Regions from separate parts of the Homo sapiens genome. Here region 2 is linked to region 1. Evidence: read pairs that join two places in POLR2A ChIA-PET (ENCODE). Cell type or tissue: MCF 10A. All regions are shown on one strand. Each heading gives the region's core, and the rest is flanking DNA. Links, peaks and the distances in the headings are about the cores only. Region 1 overlaps MIDEAS (mitotic deacetylase associated SANT domain protein). Region 2 has its middle 9.3 kb from the start of PTGR2.

The links. Peaks named below come from ENCODE experiments on the same cell type or tissue, not always from the same donor. Only the 100,000 strongest peaks of a DNase experiment are listed, where the experiment ranks them.
Region 2: POLR2A ChIA-PET joins it to region 1 with 6 read pairs; 27 of 35 experiments call an interaction of 5 or more read pairs at or near these places.

The regions. Positions count from the first base shown.
Region 1 is chr14:73,743,156-73,747,662 of GRCh38, forward strand. All of the region lies in intron 1 of MIDEAS (mitotic deacetylase associated SANT domain protein), which reads right to left. LOC124903345 (a long non-coding RNA gene) reads left to right here. Exons shown (of 3, transcript XR_007064264.1): 2 at 739-853; 3 at 4,056-4,290. Among named protein-coding and RNA genes, the nearest start is that of MIR4505, 13 kb to the right of the region's middle. RefSeq lists a silencer at 451-745 and enhancers at 3,307-3,821, 3,822-4,335. In MCF 10A, for the core only: no CTCF peak of the experiment used is centred there; a DNase peak (open chromatin) is centred at 1,886.
Region 2 is chr14:73,840,437-73,844,658 of GRCh38, forward strand. No RefSeq gene overlaps it. Among named protein-coding and RNA genes, the nearest start is that of PTGR2, 9.3 kb to the right of the region's middle. In MCF 10A, for the core only: no CTCF peak of the experiment used is centred there; no DNase peak of the experiment used is centred there.

The DNA.
Region 1 (4,507 bases), core at 266-4,265:
CTCTTCATACACCTCCCTTCCACAGCACACTCTACACCACCTCCAAGCAAGGATTTTCTAGACACAGATATCAGATATCCCTTCTCATTGGCACTGGGAAGCCCCTTACCCCTGCCTGAACCTTTGGCAGGTACTCTCTCCCATTCTCCCCAAATACAGCTGAGACCCTTGGCCTTCCAGGAAGGGAGAGCAGGAAAAGGTCTCACCACAGAGGGGTCAGCAGATGTGTGAGGTCTACCTGCAGGGAGGCCTGAAACACTTCCTCCTGCACTGGCCACTCTAGCCCCCGATCTAGGCCTGGACTCTCCAGCTCCTGCAACCCCACCCCGGGCTCAGTTGCTGCTGGTGGTGCCTCCAGCTCTCAGACCCCATGGGCTTCTCCCAGCCTGCAACTCGGGGTCAGGACTGCGCCACTTCCTCTCATTTCTTCTACCCCACCCCCGCTGCCCTGTCCCTCAGATGGAAATCAAACTGCCCTTCCTCACAGTGAGGAAGAGGAAGGACGACACCTCCAAAGGCTGCTGACCTGTGGGCCTAGTCCCTGAGATTGCAGGGAAGAGGATGTCATGAGGAACTCCTGCCAGCAGCTCAGCCCTGGGACCAGCTGCAGGGCCTCTGACAACGGATGCAGGAACACTGCAAAAGGAAACCCACAGTCACCACGGGGCCCCAGACACGGCAACCCGCCCTGTCAGTCTGTTTGACTGTCACGCTCTATTCACTTTTCCCTTCCTCCAGGCTCCTCTCTGCAGCAACCAATCCTTGACCAGACCCACAGGTACCCCTGGGCCAAAGACAAGGCAACAATCAAGACCAAGGCCTGGGACCTAGCAGGCTTTCAGGAAGTTCTATGGTGAGTAGCACTTACTCTCTATAGAAGAAAGCAGTGTGCACCAGGAAAAAAAAATAAAAAACAGTGCTGACCCCACATATATGTTTTGCAGACACATGAGGGGAAGGTGCTGGAAAGGCCTTTGGGTGTTCAATGCTGATGGTGACACCAGCTCTCCTGGGATGTCAGCTCAAACACACACTGCTCCCCAAATGCCATCGGCAGCCCAGCTGCACACCCAACACTGGCTGGCTGACCCCAGGAGAAGCCAGAGAGCCATCACCACAGGGCAAGGGGCCAGACTGTGGCCACTGTGGGACCAGGGCCACTCACCAGTCTGCTTGGGGCAATCAGTGTGTCCATTTGAGAAAAAAGACTATTGTGAGTCAAGGCCACACAGACCAGGGAGGAGATGCCAAGTTGATCTCAGCAGCTGCGGGGGCTCAGCTCTGACCTGGGGATAACAGCTGACCCGAGGGCCCCCTGCCCTTGGAGGCTAATGCTCCAAGCTCCCACTCTTATAGCCTGGGCAGGCCCCACAAGCTCAGCACTAGGAAGAGGGGAGTCAAAGATCATGGGTCTGTCACCCAAGGGCAAGACAGGCCCAAACTGAGTCTCCAGGCGAGTCAGTTCTCTGAGCTGTCTTAGGACAAAGTCTAAACTCCCTGCCCTGTCCACAAGTCCCTGCAGACCTTGGCTCCTGCCACCTCTCTCGACAGTCTGTGCTTGAGCCAGGGCCTCCAACGTGTTCTTCTCGCTTTGCTTCCAGGTCTTTGGCCAGGCTGTACCCCTTCCTAGGACACCTTCTCACTCTTTTCATCAGGCCAGGTCCTATTAATCCTTCAGGTTGCAGACACTGCTTCCACTGGGAAACCTGACCCCAGAGCTGAGACAGGAGCTGAACTACAAGCCCCTATAACACACTGTATATGGCACACTAAATCCCAGGTGCCTGCTTTGTCATCCCCAGCAGACAGCAGGCTCCACGGGGCAGGGTTGGCAGACCGTTGTACCTTGGCACTTGGTTTGTATCTGCCTGTCAGGATGCTCATTCAAGACTGCGCCCAAGGTGAGTCAGAGCCACACCTGGGCAGAGGCGACACAGCCCGCATTCCTGCCCTGGGCTCCTGCCTGCTCCTGACTTCTGGGCTCTCTGGTGCACATGAGAGCTCCTCAAGATGCTGGGATGAAGTGAAAAGGCCCAGCCCGGGATCCCACCCTACCCCTGGCCCCAGGCCCTCTACACCTATGTGGAACACAAGTCCTTCTCCCTGCTGGCCCACAAGCCACCTGCCCTTGACTGTCACCTGCTGCCCCACAACACATGCAGGCCAACTGGAAAAGTGCCAGCTCCACTGTTGCCCTCCACCCCACTTTTCTAGGCTTCTACCCCCACCTAGACAGTGGCCAGGGACACAAGCCTGTGGGTCTGTTTACCTCATGCCCTGACATGGCTGGACCTCAAGACACTAAGGTCTGGCCAGGATGCCAGGGAGCCATAACAAGTCCCTGCCACCCCCACCAGAGGAGCACAGCATGGCCCAGCTGGCCCCCTCATCTGGGCTCACATCCTGAAAAGCTCTCTCAGACATTCTGGGGTCTCCAGCTATAGCCAGACTCGGTAAATGGCCTGGAACTGCCATCTTGGGCCAGCTAGAGTTGCCCAGGCCCTAGACAAACCTTCCCTCTGGACCCCATCTGCAATGCTACATGCACCCCCACCAACTGGGACTTCACACAAAGGCCAGTGTACCCCATTTCTGCAAGCCACTGGACACATAAGCACTATTCTCAAGGGGTTTGCAAACAAGGAGGCTCTGATACAACAGACGTGGATCTGACTCCCACAAGTGTCATTTTCCCTGGGAGCATGAGAGAGCAGGCAAGAGGCCCTATGGTCGGCCCATTCCCAATCCAGACAGTCCCTGGACCATCACTTCTCTGGACTGAACTTCAGCTCTGAAAAGCAGAGCCCAGGCCAACAGGCCAGAGAGTCACGAGTCCCAGGGGTCTCAGCCATCAAGCTGCTCAGGATCAGAAGCTTGGCCAGGGTTCAAGCTGCCTGAAGTTTGAGCTTACACAGTAAAAATGCCAACCACTGAGATGCTTTTAAAGGGATGTGTAAGAGAGGAATCCTTTCAGGGCTTATGAGGCACTCTCAGGGCTCCGTCCAGTCTTCTACCTTGATTGCCTCCCTCCCCCATAGCCCCACAAATGCCCACAGGGTGTCCATGGGAAGCTGGGATAGCCAGGTTTGTTTTGCCAGGGGTGGGGGAGGTGGGGGCTGCTAATGCAGAGAGAAAACAGTCATGAGCAAAGCCAGAAAAGGATTAAGCCTCCAGGCTCAGCTTTTGCCTGCACTGAAGGGACTGCCTGCCTTCCTCCTAGGCAAAGGCCACGAAGAGTCACAGGCAGCCCTGGAAAACCCATTCCAACAGGACCCAGGGATCCCAGCAGGAGTAGGGTAGAAGCAGGCAGGTTTAGGCTTCCTCCGCAGGAGACTCAGCAGATGTTCCTGAGGCCCTCTGGTGAGGGCCTCCTGGGACCGCTGGGGTCCTTGCTCTGTCTCCTCAAAACAGTCTCTATGCCCTATACAGCTCCCACCACTGGAGGCTGCTGCACTACCTCCCTTCCCTTCTGGAAAGGCCTGGCTCCCCAGCAGGGCTAGAGCAGGGCTCTCTGAAGTCTGTGCCTGAGCACCCCAGTGCCAGACTCTGCCCTGGGCCAAAGATACAGATGAGGCCACTCACAGGGGCCTCCCTTGCCATTGCCTTGCCCTGCCCACTCCCCCACCACACACCCTCCCTGCTGCAGCTCTGCAGGTGGGCCTGCTGACCCTTCATCTGCTCCACAAGCATTTGCTGAGCACTTGCTGCAAGCCAGGCTCTGGGAGACACAGGAGACACAGAGCTTCCAGGCCGGTGGGGAGACAGAGAAACAGAAACACACGCTAATTATAATGCAAGGAAGCCCGTGCAGGGACTAGGGGTAAGTGACCCCTGGGGACAGGCAACCCCTGGGGGAGCTCCCTGACTTTGAGCCTCCCCTAGAGCTGTTCCTTCTGCCTGGAAGCCCTGCCTCCACTCTCACAATCTGCTTTCCCTCAAGGCCTACCTCCTCCAGCTGGCCCTCCAGCACATATTGTTGTCACCCATTCTGAATCTTCATGCTCTTATACCACTATCCAATAATGCTTCTTCAATTCCCTTCTGTTCCTGCACAGAGCCTGGGAGCAGCAGGGCCTGGAGACAACATGATCCAAGACGGAGGGCAGTGGACTGTTTGTCAGGTAACCAACCAGATGTCTGGTCCAGGAGCCGCCACTCACTGGTTCCTGCCTTTGAGGAGCTTAAGAGCCTGGGGTGGGAAGAGACCTGTATCCAGGGACCAAAGAAACACCTTTGTAAAAAGCAAGTGCCACCAGGACTAGCTGCATGCCGAATATGCGAGAGTACTGCTTATCTGCATAACCACTTATTTCCAACTGAGAAACGAGAAAGGCTGGCTCTGAAAGTAACTTGTCCCAGTTCACAGAACTCATGACTGAGGAGTCAAGATTCAAATCTAAGCCTCCTGACCCCAAACCAGGTCTCTCTCTGTCACTGTGTCAATACCCGTCTGTGTGGATGTCAAGCAGTGGTTCTTAAACCTCAGTGTGTGCAATAAAACCCACCC
Region 2 (4,222 bases), core at 223-4,222, 97 kb after region 1:
AGGCCACGAGGAAAGCAGCAGGCAAAACTCTGGCAATTTCACTATGGATCATGTCAGAGACAAAGGAATATTCAAAACAGTCATCAGTATGGTCGATTGTACTGATCATTTCTGTAGTCACTTCTTCCTCCAATTTTGCTTCCATAGCCACCTCAGTCTCCTCCATAGGTGCCTGGCTAACCTTTTTAAAAAAATTTTTGTTGGCCGGGCATGATGGCTCACGCCTGTAATCCCAGCACTTTGGGAGGCCGAGGTGGGCGGATCACCTGAGGTCAGGAGTTCAAGATGAGCCTGGCCAACATGGCAAAACCCCATCTCTACTAAAAATATAAAAATTAGCCGGGCGTGGTGGCGGGTGCTTGCAATCCCAGCTACTCAGGAGGCTGAGGCAGGGAGAATTGCTTGAACCCGGGAGGTGGAGGTTGCAGTGAGCCGAGATTGTGCCACTGCACTCCAACCTAGGTGACAGAGCAAGACTCCGACTCAAAAAAAAAATTTTTTTTTTGTAGAGCTGAGGGCAGTGGCTCATGCCTGTAATCCAGCACCAGCACTTAGGGAGGCCAAGGCAGGAGGATCACTTGAGCCCAGGAGTTCAAGACCAGCCTAGGCAACATAGTGAGACCCTGTCTCAAACAAAATTAAAAAATAGTAATAAAAATTTCTTGTAGAGACAGGGTCTCACTTTGTTGCCCAGGCTGGTCTCAAACTCCTAGGCTCAAGCAGTTCCCCTGCCTTAGCCTCCCAAAGTGTTGGGATTACAGGCATCAGCCCACACACCTGGCCCAGATTCTTTATTATACAACATTCCTTTTCTTTAGAAGGCTAAAGCACTGGACAGAGAGAGAGTTCAGGGAATGATGACAGTAACTGCTACACTGTCATTCAGTATTTCAGCATGCAGTAAAGCTTTATGATCGCTTTACTATAAAATATGAAAATCTGAAACAGTTCTTCAAAACATTTTTATTCTTGGACATAAAAATAGTGTTTGACTCTGCTACAATATCTTGTTGTTTTATTACAGCTTAACTATTTGCTTATATGTGCTATTCATATCTTCCCTTTGCTTTTTTCCCCATCTCCCAAAGTAGGTAAACCTATTGTTTTCACATAGAATGCATATAATTTTGGAAAACTATAATGCTCTAGTAAGTTATTCTATAAATTATTACTATAAATCACTAGTGTGAATTAGTATAAATCAAACAAGTAATAATAGTATTACTTTAAATCACTAGTATGATTCATGGTAATTTTATTCTTTATGTTTTCACGATTTCCTTTTTCCAACAGGTACTTATGGGCAAAATAATTACCAATGAACTGACATCAGCATGCTTTCCCCTGCTGTAAAAAATCTAAATGGAAATTCTGTATGTTTTTGTTTTTGTTTTTGTTTTTGTGGGGGACAGGGCCTTGCTTTGTGACCCAGGTTGGAGTGGTACGATCATAGCTCAGCATAACTTCAACCTCCTGGGATCAAGCAATCTTCCCATCTTTGTCTCCTGAGTAGCTGGGAATACAGGGGTGTGTCACCACACTTTGCTAATATTTTTAAAGATTTTTTGTAGAGACAGGGTCTCACTATGTTGCCCAGGCTGGTCTTGAACTCCTGGCCTCAAGTGATCCTCCCACTTTGGCCTACCAAACTGCTGGGATTACAGGCATGAGCCACTGTGCCCAAATTCTATATGTTTTTATGTCAAGGAGTTTGAACCACTCATGTGCAGATATATATATATATATATATATATGGCATAAAGTAGTGTTTATGATCTGTATCTACATCATCATATGGATGTATACATATCAATAAAGTTATTATTTAACAAAATGCACCCAGTCACATGTGGTAACTTCTTAGGACTGAATTCTGGCCACAGCAGGAGAGCATGGTAGCAAATATCAATGGGAGACAGAAATTAAAGAGCTTTTGCCAAGAGTCATCACAATTGACACTGGTTGATAAGAATGCATGCTGAGGTATGGATTGGCAGCTCATCTAAACCACAAGCTCTTGCCCACTATTTCTTCAGTAGCCAACAAGAAAAAGGGAATAGCTGGGGCCAGATATCAGGAAGTGCCCCCTGGACTATAAGAAGGGAGTCTCATAGGATTGGCGGAGCAGCTAGAGGAGAAACAGCAGCTATTATATTAAAAAGAAGTGTTTGAACCTATATGATGCTAGGCCTTATCTACTCCTGGGTTCTCAAGAATTGAACGTGGAAAAAGGAAAATGCAAACAACAGCAGTTAAGTTTGTTCCTACAGCACATGCTTTTACTCTGAAAGTCTCTCCTCTCAGCAGTAATTTAGCCCAACTCCTGTATCAAGATTCTTATGAGGCTGGGTGCTGTGGCTCACACCTGTAATCCCAGCACTTTGGGAGGCCAAGGCAGGCTCATCACTTGAGGTCAGGAGTTCAAGACCAGCCTGGCCAACATGGTGAAACCCCATCTCTACTAAAAAAAAATAATAATAAAAAAAAGGCTGGGCATGGTGGCATGCACCTGTAATCCTAGCTTCTCAGGAGGCTGAGGCAGGAGAAACACTTAAGCCCCGGCAGCAACGGTTGCAGTGAGCCAAGATTGCACCACTGCTCTCCAGCCTGGGTGACAGAGCAAGATTCCATCTCAGAAAAAAAAAAAAAAAAAAAAAAAGAATCTTGTGAAATGACAAGATCACAAGTAAGGGTGTTATTATTGCAATAATGTACACTTCATTTTTCCACTACTGAAGGAGAAAACTCTCTGGGGAGTGAAAATCAACACTCAGTTTAACAATAGTGCTGCATATAAATTCACATCAAAATGTAAAACCAACTTAGTTAAAAAAAATCCAGATAAAATGAAATGGGCCATGATAATGGTATAGTCTTTCAATTATGGGTCTCATGTTATAAGGATGACATATTATTTCCTAAATGTTGATTAAGGTTCTCAATACCACTGGTGGTAAATAAAGGGGTAGCCATTTCACAGATGAGAAAATTAAGACAAGAGAGACTCTATGACTGACCCAGAGATGAATGAGAAGTCACAGAGAAGATGCAGAACTGAATTCCTGATCTCAGCTCCTTTCTCAACTGCTTATCTAATACTTTCCCTTTCTTTCTTTTTCTTTTCTTTTTTCCCCTCCCTCCCTCCCTCCCTCCTTTCCTCCTTCCTTCCTTCCTTCCTTCCTTCTTTTTCTTTCTTTTCTTTCTTTCTTCCCCCGCCTCCTTTTTTTTCTTTTGAGACAGGGTCTCACTGTGTCGTCCAGGCTGGAGTGCAGTGGGGTGATCACAGCTAACTGCAGCCTTGACCTCCTGGGCTCAAGCGAGTCTCCTACATCAGCCTCCCAAGTAGCTGGGACTACAGGTACACACCACCACGCCTGGCTAATTTTGTTCATTTTTTGTATAGACAAGGTCTCACTATGTTGCCCAGGCTGGTCTCAAACTCCTGAGCTCAAATGAAACTCCCACCTCGGCCTCCCAAAGTGCTAGGATTACAGGTGTGAGCCACTGCACCCAGCGTATCTAATGCTTTTCAAACGGTGACCACAGAGCTTGAAAGTCTTACTGAGATAAACTCCGTCTCTACTAAAAATATAAACATTAGCTGGGCGTGGTGGCATATGCCTGTAATCCCAGCTACTCAGGAGGCTGAGGCAGGAGAATCACTTGAGCCTAGGAGACGGAGGTTGCAGTGAGCCAAGATCACGCCACTGCACTCCAGCCTGGGTGACAGAGCGAGACTCCATCTCAAAAAAAAAAAAAAAAAAAGTTTATGAGCCAATATTGACACATTATTGTTAACTGAAGTCCAAAAGTTACATAATTACATTAAGATTTACTTTAGTTATTTACTTATTTTTAGAGAGACAGAGTCTCCCTCTGTTGCCCAGGCTGGAGTGCAGTGGTACAATTATAGCTCACTCACTGCAGTCTCCACCTCCTGGACTCAAGTGATCTTCCTGTCTCAGCCTCCCCAGTAGCTGGGACTACAATCACGTGCCACCACATCTGGCCAATTTTTAACATTTTTTGTAGAGAGAGGAATCTTATGTTGCCCAGGCTGGTCTTGAACTCCTCACCTCAAGTGATCCTCCCACCTTGACCTCCCAAAGTGCTAGGATTATAGGCGTGAGACACCGCACTGGACTGGGACCATTAAAAAAAATTTTTTTTTGAGATGGAGTCTTACTCTGTCACCCAGGCTGGAGTGGCAGTGGCCTGATCT